6 separate regions of the Mus musculus genome follow, and all the other regions are linked to region 4. The links are chromatin loops, found by intact Hi-C in ENCODE. Cell type or tissue: heart. All regions are shown on one strand. Region 1 holds the start of 4930554I06Rik (RIKEN cDNA 4930554I06 gene). Region 2 overlaps Gm45918 (a long non-coding RNA gene). Region 3 has its middle 99 kb from the start of Gda. Region 4 holds the start of Zfand5 (zinc finger, AN1-type domain 5). Region 5 has its middle 24 kb from the start of Gm41818. Region 6 has its middle 54 kb from the start of 4930554I06Rik.

What was found. A loop is a pair of places that touch in the nucleus more often than their neighbours do. Peaks named below come from ENCODE experiments on the same cell type or tissue, not always from the same donor. Only the 100,000 strongest peaks of a DNase experiment are listed, where the experiment ranks them.
Region 1: it touches region 4 in a loop (2.4-fold over the local background); 7 of 42 quality-filtered maps call a loop at or near these places.
Region 2: a loop joins it to region 4, with 4 times the contacts of the local background. A loop is called at or near these places in 4 of 42 quality-filtered maps.
Region 3: a loop joins it to region 4, with 2.1 times the contacts of the local background. A loop is called at or near these places in 5 of 42 quality-filtered maps.
Region 5: a loop joins it to region 4, with 2.8 times the contacts of the local background. A loop is called at or near these places in 2 of 42 quality-filtered maps.
Region 6: a loop joins it to region 4, with 2.9 times the contacts of the local background. A loop is called at or near these places in 2 of 42 quality-filtered maps.

Annotation. Positions count from the first base shown.
Region 1 is chr19:21,103,501-21,108,500 of GRCm38, forward strand. 4930554I06Rik (RIKEN cDNA 4930554I06 gene) reads left to right here and starts at 1,210. Exons shown (of 2, transcript NR_126458.1): 1 at 1,210-1,252; 2 at 1,493-2,038. In heart, no CTCF peak of the experiment used is centred here; DNase peaks (open chromatin) are centred at 1,261 and 2,891.
Region 2 is chr19:21,173,677-21,178,676 of GRCm38, forward strand. Gm45918 (a long non-coding RNA gene) reads right to left here. Exons shown (of 9, transcript XR_877753.3): 5 at 885-1,568. Among named protein-coding and RNA genes, the nearest start is that of Gm45918, 35 kb to the right of the region's middle. In heart, no CTCF peak of the experiment used is centred here; a DNase peak (open chromatin) is centred at 2,005; H3K4me3 peaks cover 345 bases.
Region 3 is chr19:21,371,283-21,376,282 of GRCm38, forward strand. No RefSeq gene overlaps it. Among named protein-coding and RNA genes, the nearest start is that of Gda, 99 kb to the right of the region's middle. In heart, CTCF peaks have their summits at 279 (motif pointing left), 1,309 and 2,244 (motif pointing right); no DNase peak of the experiment used is centred here.
Region 4 is chr19:21,269,886-21,274,885 of GRCm38, forward strand. It overlaps Zfand5 (zinc finger, AN1-type domain 5), which reads left to right and starts at 2,393. Exons shown (of 6, transcript NM_009551.5): 1 at 2,393-2,857. It overlaps LOC115489044, which reads left to right and starts at 1,573. Exons shown (of 2, transcript XM_030251153.1): 1 at 1,573-1,605; 2 at 1,890-2,857. The coding sequence starts at 1,573. The coding sequence ends at 2,582. RefSeq lists an enhancer at 4,199-4,958. In heart, no CTCF peak of the experiment used is centred here; DNase peaks (open chromatin) are centred at 2,326, 2,966 and 4,476; H3K4me3 peaks cover 3,828 bases; H3K27ac peaks cover 3,756 bases.
Region 5 is chr19:21,745,565-21,750,564 of GRCm38, forward strand. No RefSeq gene overlaps it. Among named protein-coding and RNA genes, the nearest start is that of Gm41818, 24 kb to the left of the region's middle. In heart, a CTCF peak has its summit at 2,039 (motif pointing left); no DNase peak of the experiment used is centred here.
Region 6 is chr19:21,048,629-21,053,628 of GRCm38, forward strand. No RefSeq gene overlaps it. Among named protein-coding and RNA genes, the nearest start is that of 4930554I06Rik, 54 kb to the right of the region's middle. In heart, no CTCF peak of the experiment used is centred here; DNase peaks (open chromatin) are centred at 2,563 and 2,893; H3K27ac peaks cover 395 bases.

The DNA of each region.
Region 1 (5,000 bases), 170 kb before region 4:
CAAAAGCCCCTTAGCCTGTACAGTTAAAATTAAACACCTCATTCTAACACAGCGTTTCCCCCTTTACATTTATAAACTGCCCTTTGCTTGTGTGTCTGTCTCCTCTCTAGCCAGAGGTAGTCCTCTGACCCAATCCAGGACATACCCCTGCCTCCTCTCCCTTGTTCCCTTCTCCTGTTTCCTTGACCTTTATCTCCTGTCTTTGTCTCTTATTCTCTGCCTTTGTCCCTCTGGGGCAAATAAATCTCCACTGTGCAGAGAACGTGGTCTTGGGGCTTCCTGAGCCTAGACTATTCCCTTACAAGGTCAAGTCCCACACCTAGTGATGTAATTCCTTTGGTGAAGCTCCCTCTCTTAAGGACTCCATAACCTTCTTACAAAACAGTGTTACCAACTGCTGGCAATAGGCATTTCACATTCAAACTGCAACAACCCCCAGCTACCTCAGATACCCAGGAATGTGGGTAGATGGATGTCAGTGGTTGAGGTCCTCATATGTAGAACCATCAGAAGGATAAGTTATATGTCTTATAAAAGACCATACACTAGATAGCTTTGGGGGGGGGGGAACAATTCTTGTTTCTCACAGTTCTGGAAGATAGGATGTTCACTTAGCAGACTGATTTCTAAAGAAGCCTGCTTTGTCATAGATGGCTCCTCCTCTGTGTCCTCTCATGGTGCAAGAGGTCACTAGTTCTCCAGGGCCTTGATTATAAGGACATTAATTCCATGAATGTGGACTCCACACTCCTATCCTAGCTTCCTTCCATAGACTTTATCTGTTAACACCACCTCTGTGGGACTAGGATTCCAATATATAATCTGAGGCAGCTACAAACTTTTAGTCTTTGAAAGAGCTGCCCAGAATTCCGATAGAGCAAGAAGTGGAAGAAAACGGGAGTACTGTCGGATTGTATCAACGGATGGTTCCTTCATGACTCAGAAAACAAGTGAGGGGACCATCTGCGGGTATTTGAGGTCACAAGGTTCTATTGGAGGCCACAGTACCACCCCGCCCCATCACGTGATAATAGAACCTGAGTACAGTAGATAGAACAGGAAAATACCAAGGGCACGCCCCTTCTGTGATGCAAACCACACTGGTCCTTGTAGTCTGATAGCAGGAGCAAGAGGAACAATAACATACTCTCCTATGACAAGTCAAGGAGGGAACAAACAGTAAAGCCAGCAGGCATCAAGGGAGCAGGCAGTCTCCTCAATGCCCAGAGTGGCACTAGTAACCACCCCAGGAGTGAGTCACTGGCATGGGGGAGGGCTGAGGAAAGGCTGCAGCTCTCGCGCACGCTGGGCTGGTAAACAACCCCAAAGGATCAGAGCCAAACCAGGAAATGCCAGAATATCAACCTGTGGTTTCGGGGTGGATGCCTGGGCCCCACCACAGGGCTGCTACAGGGGTAGTGTCTGGAGATAGAATCCAGAAGGTTCCATTTTAAGCAAGGTTTGAGAAGATCTTTGTTTTTTAAATCAGTAGAACCCAAGGACAAGCAACGGAGCACCTTGGGCTGGACTCTTAAGTTGGGAGACTTTGGAGCCACAGTCTAGCCTCGCTCTCAAGAGGAAGACCAGCTAGGGGTCAAGGGAAGACCCCCAGGGGTAAATCTGCTCATCCAGTGCTTAAGAAAACCCACTTCAAATGTGATATTAGGCCCATCGCCAAGGCCTGACTCAGCTTCTCTCCATGGCCTGTGCTGGGTGTTTGCTTAGGGTTACACTGTGGGCAGGACACAACCAGGAAGAGAAGAGAAGACCTCTTCACCCGCAATGTCCATGGGTACCTGTGTCTGCCCACCCGGAGGCCTTGCTGGCTTAACTAGAAGCATGCTGGCTATTTGAAAGTTTTGTTATTGTTATTCTCTTTGGTCTTGTTTTTATCGTGATTTGGTTTGGTTTTCCACGGGAGTTTGTTTCTGGGTTTAGACGCCTGATTTACTTTCTTCTAAAGCACCCAGGAGGGATGGGGAAATGCTTTGGGTCAGAATACAACATTTAAAAGTAAACGAATGAACTGAGAAGTTAATCTTACTGACTTAAATTTTTATTTCTTCTCTTGTAGATTAAGTTTTGCAAAACAGAGCTTGCTCAATTAAGTAGGATCTTAAAAATCTGAACATGTAGAGGTAGTTTAATTGTATCCATTGAGGGTTTTTTTTTTGTTTTTTGTTTTGGGGTTTTTTTGTTTTTTTGTTTTTTTTTTGCCCCACCCCTTCTCTGTTTGACATAGAGAATCACTGGAATGTATTAAAGACATCAGAACAAAGCCACTGTCTAAGACAAGTTGCATAGGAAATGAAACAATAAAGGTTGAGCAGGGCAGTGTGTTAAATTGAGTCCTAAAATGAGAACCCCAGTCAGGAGAATTGACTAGATCTTCACAAGGTCCTCTCTTCTTCTTCTTCCGGTGTTCAATGTTACCATTTTGTAGATCCTGCTCCCCCACTCTCTCTCCCCTCCCTTCTCTGTCTCTCTTTTTCTGTCTGTCTGTCTCTGTCTGTCCCCACTCCCACACACCCCCTTTGCCTTCCTCCTTCCAAATTGAGTACATAGGTTTTCAAGTTTCAGGAATAAATCAAGCCAATAGATGCTCAGCTTTGGTTGAGGACATGTGAGGAGGAATGGGGGTTTTGTTTGATCAGTTTGGGGTTGTTTTCTTTTGTTTTGTTTTAAGATAGAAACACAACTCATACTATGTTTTTCCTTCTTTTGGTGATGATCCACCCACTGGGTCTTGCCATCAGTGACAAGCTCCGATTGTAGTCGGCAGATGGCCTTTGATTGGCTGGATACCATCAGTGTTCCTTCTGGGTGAGCTATTGAGTAACAAAGTTTCAGAATGCATTTGGTTATTCACACTGTAATTAAAGGAAGGTCCTTGCTTTGCCCGCAGCTTTCCCAACACAAACAGAAGAGGCGTGAGTCAGCGCAGGCAGCTGCCCCGAGGTAGTACAGTGTTTGTTTCTTTTTTTTTTTTCTTTTTTTTTTTTTCTTTTTGCCAATAAAATATGCCTGGGAGGACAAAGAGCAGCAGGAAGCAGTGACACAGAGTGAGCTGGGAAATTCCAGCTGCCCTCCTGCCCTACTTATAAGGAATAGATATGAGTCATTTTTTTTTAAAGATGCAAACAGATGTTGAATTGGCTAACAAAGTCCCATGCAACATTTAGCCTCTTAGGACTTTGTTTCCTCTTCAGCGGAAAAAGAAAAACAAGGTATTATATTTGGACGTGGACACCTGGATAGTATTGCCAAGTACAGCCATGGAAGAAGAGGCGAGCACACATGCTGTTCTGCTCGACTATGCTATTTCTTCTGCCCTTGAAGTCAGCCTTCAGCTGACGCATCCTTCTACATAAGACAAGCTAAAGGAGAGAATACACCACAGTCAAGGGCCTGGCTGTGAAGATTTGGTGGCGTGTCCTTCGAGACACTGAGTCAACAGGCATAAACATTAACCTGTGTGTGTCTCTGCGATCACCACAGTGTATGAAGGTAGCGTCCTAGGTTTGACCTCGGCTCTGCACCAAACAGCCAGGTGGCCATGTTTCCTAACTTGCAAAAGCAAGCTTGCACCTGGAAGGGCACGCGCTCTATTGCTAGTCTGTAATTGCAGGATTAAAAAAAATTGAAAATATGTAACCACACTTTCCATCTATCAGTTGTGATTTTTTTTAAATCTCACCTACAGTGAGACTAAACACATGAGATAGGAAATAATTTTTTATCAATTTGCTTTCATGGGAGGGACAGAAAGCAAGGCAGAATAATGGGTTAAGGGTAAGATAAAATGTGTAACAGGCAAACAATTAATTTTTTTTTTCTTTTGAGCTCCGGTTGTTATAATGATCACATGAGCTCACCTCCTTACACAGTTTATGGTGGATTATTATGCCCTCCAGAAGTGTTGTTGCCATTATTAACAAAGTAAGCATAGTGATCCAATAAACACTGGGCAAACTCCTCCTGCCTAACCAGGAACTAAGCTAAACATTAAACAGAAGCTTACTACAGTCAAGAGAGTCAGACAGATGACAATATTTATCCTTAAAACGGCTTGCTTGCTTTTGGTTTTTGTTTGTTTTACTTGCTTGCTTGCTTGGTTCGGTTTGTTGGTGTATTTGTTTGTCGGAATGATTTCAGATTAAATATATTGCTAACCCCCCGCCCCCCTCCATTTTCAAAGTCTATGCTTCCTTTTAAGTACGGGTGCCCCAAATCCCAAGAGAAAGGTGTGTGATGTTTTGCAAAGTCTCCACTGGTTTCTGCAATCAGTGAAGAAGTAAAATATGTCACGTCTACAATCATCAGGATCAAGGACAGTGTGTGTGTGTTTGTGTGTGTGTGTGTTGGGGGGGGGGGTGTGGTGTGGTGTTCAGTGACCTGGAGGGAAGGGAGTGAATAGTGGCAAGCTCACTGTCCTCGGGGATAGAGGACTGACCTTGGGCTGTGAAGCACTGTGTTATCTCTGGCTCAGGGTTCCTGCTTGAGCCTGCTCACCCTTCTCAGTTTACACTGCAGAAGAACTGACTGATTGCCCTTCCCTGCCTTGAGTGTCTTTAATGTCCTAAGCTGTCTCAGACTTCTGCAGATTCTCACCCCTGTCTTTAGCCTGACATCGCTCATTCCCAGTACCTCGTTCTTCTGTCCTTCCCCTCACCTGCCGGGCCTTCAGGTCTCCCCCAGGTTACCCGCTGCTCAGGCACGGAGATGCAGCCCCATCTCACTCCCTAAATTTCCCTCGGCTCTCCCTGTCTCCCACCCCGTTAAGGGCCTCCAATCTTCTGCCACCCCAATGGCATTGACATGGCACTTTAAAGATTTCGGACCCCCCTGCCTCCATCTGACATCACTCCTGATATTCTCAATTGTAAGACATGTCTTTTGAAGAACATTTAGCCATGCCTGAAGACATTTTTTTTGTTTGTTCCTCCTGGAAGTGTGGGAACCTATTAGCCTCTGTTGGGTAGAAGCCAAAGGTAGGAGTG
Region 2 (5,000 bases), 96 kb before region 4:
TATATGCCAGTCTGTGCTACATAAAACCCTGCCTCAAGAGAAAGGAAGAAGGAAAGAAAGAAAGAAAGAAAGAAAGAAAGAAAGAAAGAAAGAAAGAAAGAAAGAAAGAAAGAAAGGAAGGAAGGAAGGAAGGAAGAAAGAAAACATTATTATGAATGTATAGTAACACTAAGCTTTTACTGAATAGTAAACACTACTAGATTTTTCCCCATGTGCACAAAGAAATCAAGGCATGGGAAGTTTTCATGATTGTTCAAGGTCACACTTCTAGGACAGGGATGATAGAAGCCTTAAGAGTTGCCGAGTGCACCATCAGAGCCCATGGGTCATGCTGTTGATAATTAACTCTATGACAGCTTTCTGTGGCCCCTTTTGGCTGTGTAAGGACAACTCCAAATCTAGGACCTATTAGGAAAGAACCTGGGAACATGAAAACTGGGACCCAAGTCAAGTCTGGAAGGCTGGGAAGTTGGCTATGAATCCTTTAGGTCAGGGGCAGGGAGTCAAAAGCAACTGGGGAGGAAGTTGACATTGAACAGGAAGTACACAGACTATGAAAAGGGCAACGGGGTGGCAGGCGTTCGGAGAGGCAGTTAACACAGCTGGGAGACTTCATCATTGACTGAGCAGAGGTGGGACCCTGAAGACCTGAACACAGGAATCCTGAACAAACTTTCCTCTCCCTTGCCCAGCTCATGCTATCAGAGCTTCTGGAGCCAGGGCAGACTCGAAGGCAGCCTTTCTTCAAAGTGCAAACATTCATCAGTTACTCCTCCCACTGTTCCTGTCATCCCTACCCTACTGGGAGGTGCATTTTACTCTGTTATCAAAGCAATTCATGAAGGTAATTTTAAAAATTCAAGTAATACGGGAAGATAACTTACCTATTGGTGAGAAAGGAAATCATCCCTCGCAAACCATCTCCCTTCCGGGTGGAACGTGGCATTTTGCTCTCTACTGTAAACTTCCATCCTGCCCTCCTATGTCTCTCCTACATACAGCAGTGCATGCCAGGACCTGCTCCAGTGCTTCTGCTCTGGTTGTATTTTCCTAAAGAAGGTGGAGGGACACAACATCGGGGCCACAAGGCACACAGTCCAGATGCTTACATCCACATGGAGACACAGGGCAAGCTCAGTACCGGAGGGAGGGCGTCTGCTCAGACCCCTTTTGTCACACTGACTTCCGTGGCTGAGTGCCTTGTTTCTCTCCATTGTCTGGAGTGATTTGTATGCTTTGTCAGCTCAAAGGAGTGAGTCAGTTTCTCTCTCCTCCTTCCCTTCCATCCACTGATAATGCAGCTCTATAACCTTGTGGATTTCCGTTAATTCAGAGGCCTTCAAACACAGCCTAAGTTCAAAGACAATTTTTATTTTCATGTAGCTGCCTGAAGCTTCTTCTGGGGTCTAGACCTGCGATGGCATAAGTTTTCCATTGTCTGCTTTACTAAATAACCTTCTTGTATTCATGCACCCAAGAAGCATTTGCTAGGCATCCATCCTGGGGGCTGGAGATGTGTTCGGCTCAGCGGATAGTCTAAGTGCATAATCTGTCACCACCGGCGTGAACTAAAGAGAAAGGCAGATGAAAGACCCATTACAAGGTAGTGTGGTCTCATAGAAGGGGGTTCATGTGGGGCGGGGGGCGCATAAGGAAGGTATTGATCCTCTGAGTGGTTGGGACCGGCTTTCTATAATGGTGTTCCTGAGTTTTGAAAGTCAGTGGAGAACATCTAAGGGCATTGAATATGCCTGGAGCAATTTCCCTGTCATCAGAGCCCCCAGAGTGCCAGAGGATATTCGCCACACCTGGGCAACATCTGTCAGTTCTTTGGATTAGCCGCCTAAGTCTCCTCTTTGTAAGACAACAGCACCTGCATCCAAACAGATCATGGCTATTACAAACCAGTCCTACCAGTTTCTCAGGGTGAGACACATCTGTGGGCAGAAATCTTTTGAGGAGCTAAACAAGCAGCCTGCTCCAGCAGCTAGCTACTCCTCCTGCCTCTCAGGGCTGCTGGGATGTGTGGTCCAGCTTGACTGCCTCAATATTTGTTACCCAGATGTTTCCTTCCTTTCTGGAGGTTCTGAGCACACACACACACCCTCCGCAAGGCCCAGAAAAAGGAAGTAAAGTGGTTCTCAAAGCCTCATCCCCACTGTTTCAAATGCTCCACAAAGGGCAGAGGAAGCAGTACCGTGGGACAGGTCCCTGGAACATCCACAAGTCTCCCCCTAACATTCACTTTGATTCATTCATTCATTCATTCATTCATTTCATTTCATTCATTTATCTGAACACTGTGGCAATGATTAAGAGGGAGATCATAGAAAAATAATACTGGGGCAAGTGAGTCATATTGTTTCTTCTGTTGATGGAAAAAGAACACAATAACAATGAAGAATATAAAACAGAAACTGTGGGGCACATCAGATCCAGGCCTTGGAGGATTAGGGGGAAGTGAGAGTTCACAATTTTGCCTATGATTAAGCTTGACATAAGAAATGAAGCAGTGAAGAGAGAAAGAGAATAGCAACAGCGTAGACAAGCAAGGTAGAAGCCTATGCAAGTGGGCAGAGATAGAATGTTCAAACTGGGACCACGTGAATAAAGAATTTTATAATAAATGTACACTTAAATAAGGACGAATTCAGCTGGAGAGATGACTGAGTGGGGCCAAGTTTCTGATGATCTCCATTCAGTGCCCGGAACCAGAATGGCAGAGGCAAAGAACAGACTCATGCAATTTGTCCTCTGACCACCACACACATGCTGTGTTGTTGTTGGTTTTAGGGTACAGAAGAGGCTAAGGTAAAAAAAGACCAGCATACAACACATGAGATAATCCTGTCTCAAGACTACTAAGTAAGTAGCAGGGGCTGGGGAGATGGGTCAGTAAGTGAAATGTTGGCTGCCCAAGCGTGTAGAACTGAGCTCAGATCCCTGGTACCAGTGTCTATAACCCTAACATCAAAGGGAATAGAGACTAGCCTATGTGAATTAGTAGGTTTCCGGGTCAGAGACCCTGTCTTAAAAATTAAGGTAGAGAGTCACTGTAAAAGACACAGAAGGCCAGCCTCTGCCTCCTGACACACACACATATAGAAACACACAGAAAATATGTGTTTGTATAATAAACACATAAACGAAATGGTAGGTATGGATAAGACGCAAAAGAGACAAGAAAGAAAAGTGACAACACCATACGTGGTCCACAGAGAATCAGTTTGATTTTGGCTAGTTATTAAAAAAAAAAAAAATACGTGGACATGCTGCTGTTTTGGCATCCAGCCACTTCCAGCGAATCCACCTCCTCAGCAGGGCTGCTTCATCAGGGAACACACTTGTCACCGAGACAAAACGCAGTTCACACACCTCTCTGAACTTATCATAGGGAGGGGGATTTGCATCTCTTCAACTTCTCAAAGCTAAAATTAAATTTCCTCAGTCTGCCTTTGTAAATTCCTTCTTAAGTCACTCCTCTTTCCCTCCCTGCCTCCGTTTCGGAGATGAAATAGTCAAATCAACAAAGAGTCCAGTTGTTTTCTCTGTGCGAGAGAAAGAGATTACAGCAACTCCTAGAAGAAAAAGCATTTTTAGAATTAACGCACGGCAGAACTCATTCAACAGCGCATGCGCACACACCACCCTGGTACCTCAGCCTTCACAACAGCTTCACCAATAATCCAGAAAGGTTGGATGAAAGCAAGGAGGAGGAAGAGAAAGGGAGAGGACTGAGGAAGGTAGAAGGAAGACTGTAGCAGTGGGGAAGAGAAGGGAGGGAGTTTCAGTCTATGTGGAGCTCATTTCCAAGTTAGCGCCAGGCTACGCGATCAAGCCATCGTACAACATTTCAGCAACACAGTCCTCAACAAGAGTCCACGGCATGGTATTGTCCACATTAGTATTGGAGAAGGAACAGCGTCTTCACATTGCTCATCCAGTCCTAAAAATTTACCATTTCATTACGGGGGTGGGAGGGATGGCAAAATGGGTTTCCCATGTGAACCATATTTGTCTCTCCTGACAAAAATAGAGAAGGAAACGAAAGCCCTGGAAGAAACTAGGGCCACACCCAGAAATTACCTGTATTGTTTACTGTAAGTTTCGTATGCCCATGGTCTTAAACAAGAAACACCTCTTCAGCTGCGCTGCCCTCAGGTCTGATCTTATCCAATGCTAAGCCAGCAGTCTAGGGGGATAGTTCAATGTGAGTCCTAAGCCTCAATGGCCCATCTTGCTATAACTGACATCTAACATCTATTCCTTCCAAAGAAAGAAACCAAGAAAATCTCCATTACTCAGTATGTAATGACTTTACCAGACAGGAGACAAGCAAAGATATTACAATGTAGCAAGCCTCCTTTCTCCATAGCTAACTCCTTAGTTGGGTTTGCCAGGGCTAGGCCAGTGGATTTGATTAAGAATCAAAGGCAAAACAAACAAAATGTTAAATGAGTTGTATTAGATTTTTCAAGAAAGAACTAGTTGGAGCCATTTTTACAGATTATTCTGTCATAAGAATATCTACAACAGGATGGAGGGTCTGTTTTACTGGTTGGGCACCCAGATTTAATTCCTAGCACCACAAAGATGAGAAGGAGAAAAGTGTGCATGTGTGTACATACATATACGCATGTGAGATATGCGATCTATATAAGTTATTAAAAGAGAAAATCAGCCAAAGACATGTTGCTGAAACAATCTATGCCACATATACATGGCAGTATGTGAAGGTCTCACTATATAAGATATCTAAGAAATTAGAAAGAAAAACACAAAATGGAGACATGTCTCCAATACAAAGGTAAGTCACAGTTATATTACTCAGACAAACAAAAACAAAAACAAACAAACAAAAAACCCCCAGACATTTGTGGATATGGTTTGCATTCTTAAGCAGTTCACTTGGAGTTAAGCTTAGTAGAAGCTTAGGCCTGGTGTGGTGCTGAGTGCTTCTAATTCCACCCTGCCAGAGACAGAGATATTTGTATGTCTCT
Region 3 (5,000 bases), 100 kb after region 4:
ATCGCCGTGGCGTTATGGGACACGACTTTGCATTCTCTCCACTGCTGATTGTGCATGGGTGACTGTATAAAGAGATGCTTTATTAGTACTAACAGGATATTAATTATTCATCTCTTGTTGCTAAGCAATAGTTTATCTGTGATCATAAAGGTAAATCTGTGGGACTGGAGAGACAGTTCAACGGCTAAAAGCACTTTTGAAGCCACACCAGGTAACTCACAACTGCCTCTAACTCCAATTCCAAGGGATCTAGCGCCCTCTTCTGGCCTCTATGGGTACCTGCACTCATGTGCACATACTTAAGATAGAGATGTAACTAAAATTAATTCTTAAACAAACAAAAACCTCAAAACAAACAAACAAAAAAGTGTGTCAGTGTTAAAATGCAAAGAAGTCCTGTAATTTTGGATCAGTTTGAGCTCAGGTCATAGCCACTCAGTGCCTTCAAAGAGCAAGGAAAAAATAGAAAGTAAAACCTAAAACCTGCCAGATGATACTAAGGGAGATACTAAGGTCCTGCGGAGGGAGGAGGTTTGGGCTCACTGCACAGAGAAGTTGGCTTGGTTGCCTTGGGTCAGATCTGGTTCCCTAGTCACTAGACAAGCAGAATATAGTTTTCCAAACTACGTATCCATTAAGAATAGTAGCAGACACAGAGAGAAGTGGTATGAGGATTAGATAGAGTTCATAGCATCAAGTCGTGAGTAAGACAAGACTGATGGCTGCCCACCCAGAAGAAATACGGTACTACTGAAGATGCCGTTGGAACCAGGAGAAAGAGTAGCTTCCCCTGAACACAGCCTGGGCTGGGGCACACTAGGCTGCTGGGTAGAACAAAGATTGCCAGGCCCCTAGAACTGTTGGTCTAATCAAAGGGTGTGGGAGACAAAAATCGAGGCAAGAGTGTGGCTTCGCAGCATCTGAGACCCTTGGCCACATGACTGTCACTTTAATGAAGAGGCAGAGAAAGCACGCAGCACACAACTGTGGAGAAAGCTTTACCACGTGCACCTAGTGATAGACAAGGCAGTGGTTCTCAACCTTCCCATGGTTTCAAATCGGACATCCTGTATAGCAGATGCTTACGTTGTGATTCGTAACAGTTCAGTAGCAAAATTACAGTTATGAAGTAGTAGTTATGAACCAATTTTATGGTTGGGGGTCAGCTCAGCCTGTGGAACTGTACTAAAGGGTCGAAGCACTAGGAAGGTTGAGAACCACTGCTCTAGAGGGAATTCCGGAGCCTTGTGAGAGCACCCCAATGTGCCTTCCACCTCGGAGCCCTCTGTCTGGAGTCCTCTACTGATGAAACTTGGTATTACTAGCTGTCAGAGGAAGGTTCTGTCAAGGGCTCCACCATATGGTCACAGACCCCATGAAACAGGGGCGCTTTTGAAGCAGAGAGACAGGAAGTCAATAATCCCACCATGCTGTTCGTAAGGATCTCTCATTTCGATTATCTATTAGATGGGAGAGAACTGTCTCAAAATGGAGTATCTTGTAAACAGCGACTTTCCCATGAGCCTGTAGGCTGATGGAGTTCAGCTGTGTGTAATGTGATGTCACTCCGAGGACTGAGTGTAGATGCTCTTCTGGGCTAGTTCAGTGCATGGTGTCTTGCAGATGACTAGAGGGCTGTGTAGTGAAATGCTCTCGCCCTCCCCACTCCCCGCCGCCACCTCTCTCCCCGCCCCTCCTTCTCTACCCTGTCTCACTTCCTTCAACACTTTTGCTTACTCTCCATGCAATACTAGTACTTATTCATCTCTATGGACCTTCTCATCTGGGCCGTCTACGCAGCCTCTTCAATAATAAGCCTTTCCGTATAGACTTCTTAAATCATGGTTTATACCGTCCAGAAGCACAAAAGCAGACGCTTCCAGGTGTTCTCAAAGGCCTACACCCAGAATCAGCACATTACTCTCGCTGAACTCTAACGGCTGAAGTGAGCCCCAGGTGTAGCCCAGATTTAGTGTGTTAAAGGACTGCAGAGCAGGCATGCACAGGGGAGCCAGGTTAGGTTGGATGCCGTCTTTGAATGTCGAGCTTAGCCATCTGTTTCCTATAAAATGGAATCAATGTTGCCAGACTCACAATCATCACCATTTTCAAATAATAACCACCTAGTAGCAACATTTTTATAAAGATTAAAAAAGACTTGAGGAACGCCTCCCCACCCCACCCACTCTGGGCTCTTGGGAGTTTTTGAAAACATTGTTTCATGTGCGTCTATTCATATCTTGGCCACTAGGTGGCATACTGGTCAAACATTATCTTCACCTCCACTGAAGGCTGCTGAAAATTGCCACGTTTACAACTTGAAGCAAACATCAGTTCCCTTCACTTTCAAATAGTATTTTTTTCCTTAGCCTCTGGTTCACATAGAATACTTCCTTCAAGCTAGCAAATTCTCTTCTAACAATTTATGTTTCTCTATAGTGAAATGAGTTAGATAAAATGAGTTTCCCATCAGTGGAGGTGTGCAAGTAGAAGCTAGACAACCATTTGGCAAATTGCTAACAGAAATATTTTAACTCTATTTCCATGGCTATTTTCTGTAAATAGGGGAACTACCTTTTTTCAGACTGCGCATCCCCATTGTCTCCATCTGCTTTTGTGCTGATGTCACGGAGCTGAGTAGCTGGCCGGGGACCCTCTGAGGTTCTCCCACATTCTCTACAGAACCCAAAGTATGAACTCTCTTTACAGAGAAAGTTTGCAGGACTCCGAGCTAACCTGCAAACCTAGAACCAACTCTTGCTAATTGCCCTATTAATGCCCCTTATTTGCTTTGGCCTAGCATCCAACCCAGTTGTTTAACTTCTGTTGTCTGAGACCTTGATCTTCCTTTCCCGCGTTAACTTTTGGGACGATTCAACACGCTTCGGATTTATAGACGCAGCGTCCACGTGCTGGCCACTGCTGTTGCCCCAGTGCCGGTTTTATTTTTTAATTTAAATATATACATATATTTCAAGAAGCAATACATAAGACAATACAAAGTTTAGATACTTACAAATGTAAAAGAGAAGGCTGTGAAACATCCATTGAATTCTCAGTTCCTGCAGAGTAACCTGCTTCAGTAGATTACAAGCAGCTCCACAGGGCCGGTTGTCTGTGCCTGTGCCTGTGCTTGCAGGCCATTTCAATACAGTGTAAAAGCAATTACAAGAATATTTTTGTGTTTGCATATAGAATAAAGTCTCCAGAGCTAAACTGTAGAGTCAGAGGACATGAGTACCTTTCATTTTTTGAAAACTGTTACATTCTCCTTCTCAGTTTATTCCCCTCCATGTCTTAGTAGTGACAAACAAGGGCAGTTATTTCATGCAAATGTGATGTGGGGTGTGTGTGGTGGGGGTGCTGGGGACTGAGCCCTTAGCTTCATACATACTACACAGTGTTTGATTACTGTGGTATATTGTATTGGGATTGAGACCGGAGACAAAGAGCAGAGGTGCATATTTAACATGCCAAAGGGGACCTGTCCTCCAGGTTCTCCCAGCATCCCTCAGTCCCTACCTTGCAACCTTCACCCTCTACCCTGAACTTTCTAGGCCCAAGGGTTAGGCTTCCCCTCCCCCAAGAGTCTCTTTCATAAATAATCCAGACATTTTAGCGATCTCTCTCTCTCTTTCTCTCTTTCTCCCCTCCCCTTTCCCCCTCTCCCTCTCCCTTCTCTCCCCTCTTTCTTCTCCCTTCTCTTCCCTCTCCCCCCTCTCCTTTCTCTCCTCTCCCTTCTGTCCTCTCTCTTTTCTGTCCCCTCTCCCCTTTCATCTCTTCCATCTCTCCCCTCTTGCTTTGTCCCCTCTCCCCTCTCCCTTATGTCCCTTCTCCCCTCTTCCCTCTCCCCCTTTCTCTTCTCTCCCTTCTCTCCCCTCTCCCTTCTGTCCCCTTTCCCCCCTCCCCTTTGTCCTCTCACCCCTCTCCCTCTCTCCCCTCTGCCCTCTCACCCTTTTCCCCTCTCACCCCTCTCCCTTGTCTCCCTCTCCCTTCTGCCCTTACCCCTTCCTCCCTCCCCCGCCCTTCCTCTCCTCCTTCTCTCTCCCCTCTATCTCCCCTCTCCTCTTTCTCTCTCCTCTCTCTTTCTCCTCCTCGTCCCCTCTGTCTCTATCCTCATGGAGACTTCCTTGGTCTTGTCCTTGGGACCAGTGAGCAGAGAGTGGGTTTCCCAATAAACCTGCCTTTCTGTATACTCTAATCTGGCTTGAATTGGGTCATGTCACCAACAGAGAAATAATTCATTATATTGAAAGGCCACATATAAGATTGATATTTTATGGGTTTGAAGAACTATAACCACAGTGGCGCCTGTTATTAGCAAAGATGAACAGCATTTCTTACAAAGAGTTCACCGCGTTTCTTCTGCGAATGCACGGCTCCTATCCTTTGACTGATTTTTAAAGGATAATTTAACATTTTCTGATATTTATGGATTTGATGAATTGAGGAAAATTACTCCATGATAGAAGCTGTACAATTTTTCCCCCAAATAACCAGAAGTTGTTCATATTTTTTGTGTTTCTGTTTGTTGAGACAGGATCACATTCTGTAGTTTAGGCTAACCTGGAACTTTATGTAGACCAGGATGGCCTCAAACTTTTGGTGACTCTCCTCTGCCTCAGTGTTCTGAGTGATAGAATGTATTTACGAGCCATTATGCCCAGCCACTTACAATTTTTTTAAAAATTACTTGAATTTTAACTTAATGTTAATATAATATTTTATGGACATTTCCAAATTGGCATAAAACTCTTACATGATTATTCTTTTGACGTGGTTTTCCTCATTTGGAAAAGGAGGGTTCACAACTTGGTGTATATTTTGCTTAACCAATTACACTACACTTAGACCAAATGGTAAAATCTGTGTGGGGGGGGGGCGGGGGTGTGTGTATGTGTTGTTGTTGTTTCTAGAATTGAACCTAGAACCTTGTACACAGTAGGCAACTATTTTACTATTTTGTTACAGCCTGTTATAACATATTTTTGTTTTATTTG
Region 4 (5,000 bases):
GTGTGTGTGTGTGTGTGTGTGTGCTACCACACCCTTCTAAAATAGTTACATTTTTAATGAAAACACAGGAAGCTGTAAACTGAAACTGGATGGTTTGGAACTCCCCATCTGGCTGCTGTACCCCTGGAGATTTACCTGTCTCTGCCTCCTGAGTGCTTAGATTAAAACTGTATACCAACCACTACAGCCATTTTTTTTTTTTTTCTTCCTAGTTTGGTTTTTCAAGACAAGGTTTCTGTGTAGCCCTGGCTGTCCTGGAACTAACTCTGCTACCACTGCCCGACCTGCTGCCTTCTTTTTTGAGACAGGGTTTCTAGGCAGCTTTGGCTGTCCTGGAACTTGCCCTGTAGACCAGGCTGGCCTTGAACTCAGAGATCCATTTGCCTCTGCCTCCTTAGTGCTGGGATTAAAGGTGCGTGTATGTGTCACCATTAGACTTAGAGCATGTGGGTTTTTTGTTTGTTTGTTTTGTTTTCTCGTTTCCTCCCAAAATATTGACATGGGGTTATTGGTCCTCTTTAATCTCTTGATCTCTCAATCTCTGTCTGTGATGTTCCATTCCTTAACAGACTCTGCTTGTGCCTTTACTAACTAGACGTAGGCAGGTCTCTGTGAGTTCAAGGCCAGCTTGGTCTAAAAGGCAAGTTCCAGGTCAGTCTGGGCCACACAAAGAGACCATCTCAAAACAAACCAAACTCTCTCTTTAATAAGCTTATCAGAACAGCTCCTAGTAGAGACGGCTGGAGCTGAGGCTTCTCTTTCTTTCTTAAAACTCTTGTCACACTGCATACAATTTTATCTGTTTGTTTATGTGTCAATATTACCATGTGGTCACCATAAATGCATTAATACATGTAGACAATATACTGATTTTAAATTACTCGGATTTGTATTACTTGTCAATTTTAACTTACACTATTGATAAGTTTTGTTAGCATCAACAGCTTGATTTTAAAATGACTTTGTTGTTTAAATTGGACAAGATAAATTATAAAGCTCTTCTTTTTAAAATGGAAGAATAAAAAGAGACAGACAATAAGGTATGCTCTATTTAAAAAAAATCTCTGAAGTTATTTTTATCCTCATAATTACGGTTTCCATTAGTCTCTAGCGCTTCAGGCAAGAGCATCCTTCATCATGACTGCCTTACCCTGACAAATGGACAGGGAGGGCATTTTTCTCAGTAAACTGCTGTGATAAATAAGGAGACCCTAAATGAAAAATAGATGACACTGAAATGGCTGGTAAATGGTAGCAGTTAGTTTTATTATTTACTAGTTTACAGAAATAAATCCCAAAGATCCTAGGACAAATGACCCAAACTAAGTCTGAAATACATTACTTGACCATAGCAATATAACCCCGAAATAGGTTTTTAAAATGTATTATGTACCGGTTAGTCCACTTGCTGTGCAGGGAGCAGTTAGATTTGGAGCATCAGGGCAGCACCCCTCCCCCACACTACTTCCACAATATCACAAATACAAAATCTAGAAATGAGGTTCGTGTGTCCCAGTCAAGGCCAACCCTAGGGTACCTTAGAGATAGGCCTAGGGTTTTTAAATACCCGAAATGAAGGACCCTAAGTGCATAAATGCCGTTAAGGTAGCCCTTCAAGGCCTACGGTTCTTAAATACCCGAAGTGAAGGACCCTAAGTGCATATTTGTAGCTAAGGTAGTAGCCCTTATGGATTTCGGCAGAGACATTTTGTGACCAGAACCCACGGAGAGACCAGCAGAAAGCTTCTTCTGTTCGTGCTCTGGGCAGGTACCCAGCACCTTGCCCTTGCCTGGGGTCCGGCTTGTTTGTCCCTCTTGCTCCATCTCATCAGGCTTGTCAGGGTTCTCCGTGCTTCACTGGAATAGTAAATTTCCAGGGGTTTCTATAGGCTGGCTTAACAGTTCAGAACGGCGGCGCGGGGCTGGGGCTGGTGGGCGGTCCTAGCTCAGAGCTGGCAGCGCACCGCGACCTTGGGCGGTGGCAGGCGGAGCTGCGGCGACACCCGGAACCCTGCCAGCCTCCTCCGGGCCGTGCCTTCCCGTCCCGCGGGGAGGGGACCCCGGCGGAGCTGGGGACGAAGCGTGAGAAACTGGGCTGGTGTGGGTGGCTGAGGGCGGACAATAGGGTTAAAAATAGAAGCGCTGCCTCCGTGGACCCGCCGCAGCAGCTCCACCCAGGGCCCCGCGGGCCGGAGGGTGACTGGGCGACGGTGACCGCAGCCTCCGGACTCGCCCCGCCCCCAAGTGCGGCCCCGCCCCCGGCTAGTGCCTGCAGGTCAGGGGCGGGGCCTCGTCCCGCGACGTCATCGCGCCGCGGGCGTGCCGACCGGGTTTTCGCTGACGCACAGGCCCCGCCCCCGCCGCCCTTTCCCTCAGATCCCGAGCGCCGGTCAGAGCCAGAGCGTCAGTCGTCGGGATCGCTGAGCGGTGTGCATCTGGTCAGGCGTCCGCTCGCTGCCCGGAGTCGCGCAGAGTCTCTGGCGAACGCGGAAGCCCGAAGAGCGCAGTCCTCGGGCCCCGTCGGCGCTCAGGCCTCTCCGCGCGCCTCCTCACTCGGCCGGGACGTCGCTGTGGAGGCGTGAGGTGCCGGCGGCCGGGCGCCTGGAGCGGCGCTAGCCCCGCGGCCTGCGGTTCTTCTCCTCCCCCGCCGCCCTCCCACCCGAGCTGCGGCGGGGCTCGGCCGCCTCGGCGCTTCTGCACGAACAAAGGAGGCCTCCGCGGCGCCAGCGCAGCTCCGCCTGCGCTCCGCTCCGCTCCGGCCCGCGGCGGCCGCTAGCCAGCCCTTCCCGGAGGCCTCAGCCCGGCCCACCGCCCGGCGTCGCGCGCCAGCTCGCTAGTGCATCCGGGCCCCCGCAGGGTAAGTGGCGCGAGCCGGGACGGCGCGGGGGCGGGAGCACGCCCGATCGGCGAGCACAAAGACGGGCCCGGCCGGGCCAGCGGGCTGGACGGGACAATGCCCGGCGTGCCGCGGCGCCGGGTGCCGGCCGGCCGACCGACCGACAGGATAGACAATGGCAGAGGCGGCTACTGCCGCGCCTGGCTCCCTGCACAGCCGAGTTGTTCCGGCGAGGGACCGTCGAGTGCATGACTCAGTGGTTTTTGGAGCAGGCCCTACCGGGCTTCCCGGAGCGCGGCCTGCGCTGCGAGGGGGGTGGGGGGCCTCTGGGTCCCGAACTCGGTCGAAATCGCTGGAACCGGGACTGACGGCTCTTCTCCCGGAGGGTTTTTAGTTTTTTCCAATGCGGTTAAGCTTCTCCCTCAAAATCCTTTGCATGGAAGCAAGTCGAGCGCCTCTCCCTTTGTTTCTTTCCTACGTGAACATTTGTGAAGTTGACATTTTGCTTGCTTTCCGTGCACTCCGTGTAGTTGTATTCTGAGGGAAGGTATTATAAGCTAACTGTCGATTGGAGCTGCCTAAGAATATTACCTGAGATAATTAGAAGAAAATAATATATAGGTCAGAGCCTCCTTTCTTAAAATCGGTATTTAGTAATCAAGGGAATAGTAAGATAGTAATTAATTTTATCTTATTTTGATTTTTTTAGGTGAGATTTCATTATTCAACTGCTGAAAATATTTCACTTTTACATTTCAAGTTTGTTTTTGAAGTGTCTCGCCCCAAAATAAGGGATTTCTTTTAGTTGTTCTAAATTGTTTTGTGGCTGGAACCGGTATTAAGTATGGAAAGAAGCTCTTAGAAAAAAAAAACTATTTGACTGTTTGGCAGAGGTGTCTGAAATCTGGAGACTAAGGACTTGCACAAGGTCAGGCTTAGTAGCACATTAGAGTTTAGAGTTCGGGTCTGACCTCGAGGTTAGGGAGTGATCTTGCCATTTTGAACCATTGCCATTTTGAACCATGGTATGCACCTGAAACAGCTATTCCATACTTTAAAAGAAAACTTCATTCATTTCAGATTTTGAGTTGGAAAATCATTTTTAGTCCAGTGAGGTTTGTTTTAAGCTATGAGCTAAGAAAGAAAAAGCGTGAATTTAAACAAAACAGAGCATTCTAGCTATGCGGGAAAGGGTTTATGGATGACAAAGTTTTTAACAACTTGTTTTGCACCACCCCCGCCCCAGCCCCAATGTAAGGACAATACAGTATATCTAAACTAACAAAAACCCTATAGTTATAGTAACTGTAAAGAGTATTTGTGCTTCCATTCTTTCTCCTACTTATTGTGCCTACTTACTCTCCCCTTGCCCCACTTTTAATATTCACAATTTACTTTATGATTTATTCTGCTTGGGTATTGTGGATTGAAGGTGAGGCTGTTCTCTGATCCTGCATTAGAAAAACTTGGAGGCATTAATTGCATTTTGTTATGTGAGATATGTGAATGCTGCATCGTTAGTTCTTGGGGTTGTGTAGGAGTTGGCAGGCTCTGAGATATAAATAGAAGCTGATTTCAGAGGCCCCTGTTGACTAGGCTTTATGTGAGAGCCTCCATCCAGCTCAGCTTGTCACATTGCAGCCTTGTGACAGGCTGAAGCGCCCTCCCATGTGATCTAAGCTTCAGAGAAGTATTAAAGCAAGCTGTGCACATGTGATGGCATTTAAAATCTGACTTACTAGAAGGGAAGAAAACTATTGTCTTAGTTCTTGATATTTCTGTGTCTCTGCCTAAGATTTTAGTTGTTTTCTTAAGATCCTTATCTATGTGGGAGGAGGCCTTGGGTGGGATATTCTTCTTTACCATAAGAAAAGTGCTTTCTTATTAATAACTAAGGATTGTTGATGTGATCTGTTTGTTGGTCTTTGGCCGGTGTCCTCTGAAGTAGTCTAGTAAGTGAGATTAGCATAGTTTCTCGAGCAGGCTGATAAAAGCCTAACTTTTTGCATAGGGTAAAGGGCAGTACACTGCCCGGTGAAAATGAAGATATATAATTTATTATTTGAATCTTTTTTTTTTCCGATGCTTATGTTTTATGTTACACTCGGCATTTTAAAACCTCAGCTAAAAGTGTTTATTAAACTGCACAAGTAATCTTGAAATA
Region 5 (5,000 bases), 480 kb after region 4:
ATTTCCCTTATTACCAACAAAAGTAACTTTTACAAAATTACATGAGCCATATTTCTGAATTTTTAAGTGTATCTGTTTGCTTATAGGTGATTCTGCTAGGCTCCTCCCAGGGACCTGGCAACAGCTTATGCCATCATCTGCTGACATTACCCGCTGCTGCCAGGTATGGACAGCATATAAAAGAACTGCTTGCCATCTGGTTCCCTCTCTCTATTCTCATGTGTTCCTGCCCCCCCTCACTTCTGCCCTTCCCTGTTCCCCCTTCTCTGTTCCCATTGCTCCGCTCCCATCTGTCTGCCTCTACTCCTTCTCCTTCTCTAGGCCCTAACTGCCCTCCTTGTCTCTAGTAAACCTCCATTATACTAGGTCAGTTGCTTGGTGTGATTTCTCAGGGGGCATCTTGGCATGGGCCCACCAGGTACCCTCTCCTGCTGCCCCCCAATACCATCATATGTCATAATAATATTAATTAGAGAAAAAGTGTTTGCAACTAAAACACATCATTTGATATAATATTGTCTACATTGAAAGTTTCTACGTATGAATTAAATGGGAAAAGCAAAGAATAGAAAGGTTCAAATTTGGTGTCAAACTGTAACTGCCCAGGCTGACCTGAAGTCTAGGATCCTCCTGCCTTAGCCTCTTCAGGCTCCTCATGGGGTCATAACGTTGGGTTTTGTGCCTAACACAGGCGAAGTAAGCACTTGCTCTGTCACTGGTCTTAAATAATCATATTTTTGTTTTGATATTGTGGCTATTCTTGAGTTAAGACAGACTTTACTCTAACGTCAGTGTAATAGCTAAAGGTCTAGCTCAAGGCCACATGTCATGACAGACAAGGTGGGCTGGGTTAATGGATCTGGATTCTGATGCCAGCTTAGCAGTCAATCAGACCATCTCAATACTCCACCCTCACAGGGTCTTGGTCCTCTGGGAAAAAACGAAGCAGTTGTCAGTGCCTTCCAGGTCAAGGGGTGTCTGATTCTATTTCTGATTTTCTGTAATGCAGTCAAGGCAGAGAATGTCAAATCTGGCTAATAATTTGCTGTTGACAGGGCTAACAAAGAGAGAGGCAAACACCGTTTTGAAAAGTGTCTCTTTACAGCTGTAGTTCCCTTCCTCCTCCTCCTCCCCCTCCCCCTCCTCCTCCCCCTCCCCCCTCCTTCTTCTTCTTCTTGATAGTGTGAGATATTGATGTCATTTCTTTATTTTTCATTTTAAAAAGATTTTTTAAAATAATTTTGGTTATGCAATATGTGTGACTATGGGGTGTGTGTGCTCGTGCGGGCATGTTCCACCAGAGAACACTAGATGCCCTGGAGTTACAGTGGGTTGTAAGCAGTTTGGGGGTATGCTGGAACCCTAACTTGGATCCTCTGCAAGAGCAGCCAATGTCCTTAACTACTGAGCTCTCTACCCAGCCCATCGTTACTTATTCTGTAAGTATCTAGAATAGTCTTTCTCTATTTTCCCTTTCCAAGAACTACCTTTTGTGGAGAGAGAAAATGGAAAATATATATATGAATAACTCTTACATTGAACATGTGTAATAAATGCCAAGGATGAATGAGATCCTCCTTAGGAGATGGAGGAAGAGGTCTGTGAAACCAGCCTGGGCTATATGGAGAGGCTCTGCTCCAAGAAAAACCAAAACCCAAATCTAAGATTCCAAATTCAACGTGATTTTGTTTATACAAAGTGATGGTAGAGTTGGTCTAGCAGAAGAGAAACAGAACGACCTTATTTCTGCTAACATGTCCCTCACTCATCATTGGACATTGATAGAAATGTCCCCAAACGGCCATTAACTATAATTACAGTCTGGGTTCTCATTTGGACCAAGGGTGTACTCAGGCCCTCTTAGACTGATGTTGAGAGATGTCTTACAAAATCTTGACGTTCCACAGAATTGTGTAGGAACAGGCCAAGTAGCTTTGATCTCCACACACTGCCTGCATTCACATTCATTTCAGAGACAGCCAAGAGGTAAGATGCTAATGAACTTTAGCTGCTGGCCCTGTGTGCACAGGGCGCCCTCTGCTGGTAGAGTGGAGCAATTCCTAGGAAAAATAGCTGCTAGCTGAGCATTCACTAAATCATATCCTTATAGTAGCAAATATTTTCCTGATAGCTTTTATTTGTCTGTTTCCTATACTAGTTACTTGAATCATAGGTAGAAAATAGTAAGCCGAGCAGTGGTGGCGCACGCCTTTAATCCCAGCACTCTGGAGGCAGAGGCAGATGGATTTCTGAGTTCAAGACCAGCCTGGTCTACAGAGTGAGTTCCAGGACAGCCAGGGTTACAGAGAGAAACCCTGTCTGGAAAAAAACAAAACAAAACAAAAAATAGTATACATTAATCTACAGTTTAATGATGCAAGTTTGCATGGCAATATGAGATACAATAATTCCCTTCTGGGAATTTAATATGTGATGAATAAAGTTTAATCATTTATGAAGTTTAACAATAATCATAAAACACTTTTCAAAAGAATTCTCCTAGTGTGTTGATGATGCAAAACTCATGACATCCAAGATATTTTATTGGAAATGAACCCAAGTCATTAAATAAACCTACTACTTTGTGTTTAGCTAAGTAGCATTAAATGAGCTCCCAAACGCTTACCAGATAGCACATCTCTTAACCCTCATCCAAGAAACTTATTTTTTGTGGTAGATGATGATGAGTACAGAGCTCACAACTGGTCAGTGTGCAGACAGTAGTTGACTTTGGAGTGCTCTGCCTCAAGGAGACAGCTGTAGTACATGCTTGGCTCCCAGTGCTAAGGGATCATCCAGGAAGAGGGGACAAAAGATTGCAAGATCCAGGGGCAGCAGATGGCTAGAGCCAATCAGTGATTTCTGGACCTGGGGGAGTCACACTGGCTGTAACTGCACGTACAAGGTGCAGCTAGACGAATTCTCTGCATGGATAGGGAGGTGGTTAGGCAATCCCACAACCAACCCAGGAGCCAGGCAACTGATGGATGTTGTGAGAAGCAGAGATAGTTATCTGCTGAGAAGTGGTCCCTGAGAGGCTATCCACGCTCCAGCAGATGGTCCTACACCCAATCACCAACAGGCAAAACTAAGTGGACTTAGTGGGGGAAAAACAAAAACAAGAAACTGTGAGGGAATAGTTGGGGTAGGAAGGGACAGGAAAGATATTGAAGGGGAGGGGACGAGGGGAAAGGAGGGATTATGTCAAAATGCTATATGCTCATATGACATTCTCAGTGAAAAAGGCATATTTGTAACAGAAAAGTGCCAAAGAACGTAGACAACTGTGCTCTTATGTATTCATAACCTTCCCTGAGGCTTGAACTTGGCTTTTGTTTTTTTAACCTTGATCTGTTTCTTTGAAGATGTGTCACACAAGCGTTGGCTTCCTGGCCTGGAACTCACTACACAGCTCTGGGAGAGCTACAGTTTATACTTCTCCTGCCTCCTGAGGGATGGATGGGGTTGTACCACAGCTGATTTTGACTAAAAATCGTGAATATCTGATGTGCAGCATCTTCTTATTTAATACTTACAATTTTTAAATAGCAACTAACACACGTTATTTGACAGTGTAGCTCAGGTTTTTTTTTTCTCTCTCTCTCTTTCCTTCTTTTCTTTTTTTGAGATGGGGTTTCTCTGTGTATCCCTGGCTATCCTGGGAATTCACTTTGTAGACCAAGCTGCCTTGGAACTTAGCGATCTGCCTGAGTCTGCCTCCTGAGTGTTGAAATTAAAGGTATGTGCTACCTCACCTGGCTCAGAGTTTTCATTTTATATGTTTCTGTCTGTCTGTCTGTCTGTGTATCTATCTATCTATCTATCTATCTATCTATCTATCTATCTATCTATCTATCTATCTATCTATCTATCCATCCATCCATCCATCCATCCAACCATCCATCCATCCATCCATCCATCCATCCATCCATCCATCCATCCATCTATCTATCTATCTATCTATCTATCTATCTATCTATCTATCTATCTTTAAAAAACTATTATTTTTATTTTATGTGCATTGGTGTTTTGCCTGCATGTATATCTGTAGGAGGATGTCAGATCCTCTGTAACTGGAGTTATAGACAGTTGTAAGCTGACATGGGTGTTAGGAATTGAACCCAGGTGTTCCGGAAGAACAACCAGTACTCCTTACCACTGAACCATCTCTCCAGCCCTTTATCTGCCTTTATGGTGCTAAGGAGCAAACTCAGGTCCTTGCACATGCTGGAAAGGTCCTCTTCTATTGAGCCATAGCCCCAGCCACTTTTATTATCATTCTAAACCATAGACAGTATTTATTTTTTAAATAATTTGTAGTCAAATTTATATTCAACAGCTTAAGGTTCAAATCAAGCATAAAAAAAAAAAAAACACTTTACAGTCAAGTCAGCGCATAACCAACAATAACAGAACCAGAGTTATTTCAAGAGATGAAAAGACTTCTTTTTATCTATCTCTTTCTCTAGATCTCTTTGTCTCTCTGTATCTCTGTCTGTCAGTCTGTCTGTCTGTCTTTCTCACTCTCTGTCTCTGTCTCTGTCTCTCTCTCTCTCTCTCTCTCTCTCTCTGTCTCTCTCTCTCTCTCTCTCTCTCTCTCTCTCTCTCTCTCTCTCTCTCTCTCTCTCGCAGAGTTATAGGTTCTGAAGATGGGGTTTACTCAGATTTAAGCCCAGGAGTTAGTAGAACCAGAAGCTGGGAAGGAGTAGGACACACCTATGTGTGGGCTTCTCAAGAGAGTCTGCATTACTAGTTTTTAGATATAAATTCATTTTCAGTTATACTTTTGACATCTCTTGGCCTCTTAAGAGGAAATAGATAAGATAGTTGAGGAAGTAAAATTAGTTTTTAGTTGAGACATTAAACGTTTCTTGTTGGAAGCTTTTTGTTTGAAGAGAGGGAGGACTTTAGACTGGCCTCTCATTATGTAGTTGGGGTTGACCTTGAAATTCTAATCCTCATACCTTTACCTCCACAATGCCTTGTTGTAAGCACTGTTG
Region 6 (5,000 bases), 220 kb before region 4:
TTGAATCCTGACCGTCAGTGACATGGCTGACCCAAGAGTACCCAGAGCTAGCAGAGCTCTGCCAGTGAGGATCCCTTTAGAAAAGAGAGTAAAAGATAAATATAGATTCCATGCATCTCATATACTAACTGCAGCTCTAGTTAGGACGCAAGCCCAGGAGGCAGCCATTGAACAGAATAACATGAGAAATGCCCGGGTCTGGGAAAACTCTAAAATTTACCCATGAAATATTATAGGGAGCAGTAGCATTAGGAAACAAAGCCCCAATTTGGGAAACTGTACAAAACTGAAGAAAAATAAAGACCCCTAAACTAAAGATTTCCTGTCAGCTTTCTCTGGACCTTGATTCTATTTGACAGAGAAGAAGTAGCCATCCGAGATGGCTGTGTGCATGCTGAACTCAAAGATGCTTATATTTTACTGGTCATTATGCATCATTTTTAAAAAAGATTTTTAATTATATGTAAGTACACTGTAGCTGTCTTCAGACACTCCAAAAAAGAGCATCAGATCCCATTACAGATGGTTGTGAGCCGCCATGTGGTTGCTGGGATTTGAACTCAGGACCTTCAGAAGAGCAGTCAGTTCTCTTAACTGCTAAGTCATCTCTCCAGTGCCCCATTATGCATTATTGATGAAGGTATTGGAAGACACTTAGGTTTCCCAATGCATCTTAAATAGTGTCAAATATATTTTGGGGAAGAAGCAAGCTGTTTTATTAGGTAATCAAACATTTCTTGAACAATCTGGATGTTCTGTATATGTGGAGAAGACAGAGAATAGTCAGCAGAAAATGATCCCTCCCCCTTGTAAGCCTGAGTGAAGGCAGAGCATCATGGGAGTATCTCTGGTTTGACTTGGATATGCTCCAACCCTGAATGAGATTGTAGTTTTGAGGATGTGCCATGTTATCAGTAGTTTCAGACTCAGAAGTCACTCTCACTGTGAAGAGAATGCATTTAATGCTAAGTAAGTAACTTAGGGGGGAGGTTATTGTATCCAAATGTAAAGTAAAACTGTAGGCAGGAGTTGGATACACATACACACACACACAGACACACACACAGACACACACACAGACACACACACACACACACACACACACACACACACACACACACAGAGCCACTCCCAGGATTAGAAGAGCTTGATGTTGCTGTCTTCAGTGTTGTAAGTGCAAAAAGGAAGGAGAGAAAAAGACATAGGGAAGAAAGGGCAAAAATGGAGTTAGACTGGATTCCCTGCCTGGAAATGACAAAGACCTAAGTTTTGAAACTACTGGGTGAGAAAGATCTGGATAAGGTCATACAGTGAGAATGTAGCAGAGTTTCTTGGAAAGAAATGAGACAATTCTTCCGAGTAAACAAATAAAAAAATAAACAAGACAATATAGTAAGGAATTCACGGCACACTGTTTTTATGCTGCTTGACCTCTGGGCAATTTGGGATATCTCCGAGCACTTACAAAGCCAGATAATGGACACTGGAGTCCATACCAAGTGAAATTGATTGGGTAGGACTGTGATGTTCCAGGCATTTGCTTTTCTGCTAAGATAAGCACAGTGTATCTACTTGGCCACAGGCATGGACCATGGCCTCCTCATGGCTCTTTCTTAGCTGTGCCCCCTTTGGAGAATGACCTGGGCTCCTTGAATCTTGTTAGCCTCATCCCTGAATTAAAGAGATATGACTGTCCTGGAGAGTAAATAAATCAATATGCGTATAGTACTTAGAACACAATAGAACCTGGCATATACTTCTATTTTCATCTGTTCCAATTTCAGAGGTAGGACCCATGGAGTCATGGCCCAGGAGAAAGCCATGAGTCCAATTTTACAGTGGAGGTTTTCAACCTTGTGTGGGCAGCCATTATCTGGGGAGCCAGTGTTATACATGAGTGTACTGGACCCATCACGAAGTAAAAGGTCCGAATGGTATTTATAGGACTTGCTTAGAGCCATGTGATTCTGATGTCAGTCCCACTGAAGCCCAGGTGACTTGGAGATGTGAATCTGAGATTTCCAAGTTAGAGTCTTACATGGTAGGGACCAAAAGGGTCTAGTAGAGAACCAGAAAGAATATGTTTTAAATTAGGGGCAAGAGTAAAGTTTGAAGACATAAGAGAAACACTTGTGAATAAGATGGGAGAGTCCAATGTGAATAAGTATTTATATTGCCTATATGTGTAAATATACTAGAATATATGTATACATACATATATGAACATACATGTGATTCACATGTATACATTATTTATACACACATATGTAGGTATGTATACCCATAATACATACACACACACATATACAAATATATCCACACATATTCATAACCTCTTTGTAGAAATAGTTCATCTCTGTGATGAAATGGTTGGCTAGTGTTGATTTTTTTTTCCAGCAGGTTAAGAATAAGGAAAAATAAAGGGACTAGGGAAATTCCAGAAGCCACAGATCCTCAAAAAAGTCCCCAATTCAAACTGCTTCTCCCAAGCTAATCACAGTGATGGAAGCCGGAAGAATATGAAGCAGCCAGTTTGGACAGGAACTACATAGGAGGAGGCGCTTTCTATTCTGAGAGGCCCATCCCCAGCTTCTTACCACAGACCTCCGGCACCACTGAAGTTGTGTTTCTCAGAATTCTAGACAAGACGAAGAAGGTTCAGGATAACACAGGCTCAGTAGTCAACACAAGCAATGGCATAGATTATACGTTCTGACCTTACCCAGGGAAGTGTAAAACATATTTAGTATTTTCACAAGTGTCCCTAGTGAAAAGCTCCATTTCCATAACTGCCCTTGGATCATCCCTCCCAACTCAGCACAGGAAACCCGGCCTGACGGCAAGCTAGGTCACTGCTGCCCTTAGGCCTGACCTGCTGCTGCCTGGATCTGCCACCAAAAGCAGCTCTGAGAACGCAGGCATGTTCAGACTCCAAAAAGACACTTCCTGCCTGAAGACAGGTCACTCAGCTTCAGACGCAGTCTGGAAAGGAGACCTAGGAAGCCTGCTCCTTTGTCAATTGCTTTTAGTCTCTGGTGAGATTAATAGAAAGATAGGATGTCATGAGTATGCCTGTTTGGGATTCTCCACCTTGCTGCGGCAAGATTAGGAAATGCACACATGCAGGCATGAGCCCATACATGAACAGACACTTACACACAAAATAGACATGGACCATGGCGAAGAGAAGTTACTAGTGCTAAAGAGAAGACAGCATCCCCAAAACCCTACAGGAAGAAGAAAAGTTAAATGGAAGGAGGTAAAGACCGAGTATAGCATCAAACAGCAGCAGTTACGCTGGCTGCCTGAGAGGCCATAACTTGGCTCCCTTGTTTGCATTGCAAGTCAATACTCCTCTCCCTTGAAACTCCAGGTTGTAAATGTGTTCATAGCTGAGATCATCTAGTCCCAGACATACAAAAATAAAATAAAATGAAACTGCTTAGTCATTGTTCCTGGTGAACCAGTTTGGCAAGAGTTAACCTAGTTCCTCCCATAAAGCTGAAGATATTTGGCTCACAGCTTAGCCAGGAAGCTGCTCTCCCCACAGGTTTGCTGACCTCAATCAGGACGCCCCAGAAACTTGGGCCTTCACAGAATGATCTTCCTAATTGAGTGGAAATGGCAGCGTTGCACACTGTCCTTGCCAGTCCCTGCCATCATTGATAGATCAGTTTCTCCGGTGAACACAAGTATCCTGAGTTTTGACTTCATCCCAGTGGGCCGTAGAACTCTGGCTCTTGAATAAGGTGTGCCAGCTTTCCCTATGAACTCACAGAGAGGTTGGAGAATTACAAATCAGTTAACCTAAATGTGAGCCTCCAAAGGGCTGGAAGACCGGTAGCTCCAGAAGTTTCCATAGGAGAGACAGGGACAGAGATATTGTTGGAAAAGGAGCAGTTAGAGGCATCAGCCTCATGCTGTGACCTAAACCAGTGAATGAGCAATAATTGCTTATCCCTGGATTACACTCTGAAGAGAAGCAAAACAAAGTAGGTCTTGGAGGATAATGTCAATAAGAAGGAGAGAGAGAGAGAAAAAAAGCAAACCAATTGTCCATATTAAAGAATAGTAAAGTCAGACAGTGGTGGCGCACGCCTTTAATCCCAGCACTTGGGAGGCAGAGGCAGGCGTATTTCTGAGTTCGAGGCCAGCCTGGACTACAAAGTGAGTTCCAGGACAGCCAGGGCTACACAGAGAAACCCTGTCTCGAAAAACAAAACAAAACAAAAAACAAAAAAACAAACAAACAAAGAATAGTAAGGCCAATCAGGGCAAGTGGAGGACAGTGGACAGTGCAGGCAGAAATGGGAGCCAGGAGGATCCAGGCAAAGTCCAAAGGGCCATTCTGGTGCTGGGTGGTGGAGGGCGGGGCAGAGTAACTGATTTGTCTTGACACCTAACTGTTAGCACAGTGACTCCTGTAAGAGTCTCTACTTATTGATAAAAGGGACCCTGAGCACTTAATAGAGAGGAAGATGGAGCAGTAAAGAGGAGGTCTGAGAAGATAGAGAGGGGAGAGAAGGAAAGGGGAGAACAAGAAAGGGGAGGAAAGACAGACAAGGAAGATGGGAGAAGAGGACATGGGGGAGGTATCCAGCTGAGACCATCTGACTTCTTAGGGGACCTCTTGGAGCTTAAGAATGGTTTCACCCTTTTCATCAATCTCATAACAAATGCAGTCGTTGGCTGTTGCTGTGGCCAAAGCTCTTGCTCTATGGAAATAAGATTTGTTTCCTACTGCTACATCCATCAGAATTGCTTTCTAAGGGTGATTTCATACAACTTCCTTTGACATACAATGGGATGAAAGAGGAGCGCTATGGGAATAGAGTGCTAATATCAAATCCAAGCCTTGCCCACACTATGTAAGCACTCTGCCTTCTGAACTATATACACCTCGGGCCCTGCTTTGACATCTTAACGGAGATTCTACCCAACCTGGTCCAATCTTTCTACAGAAAGCAAACCCATTTCCCTTACTTCATAAATATCGCCAC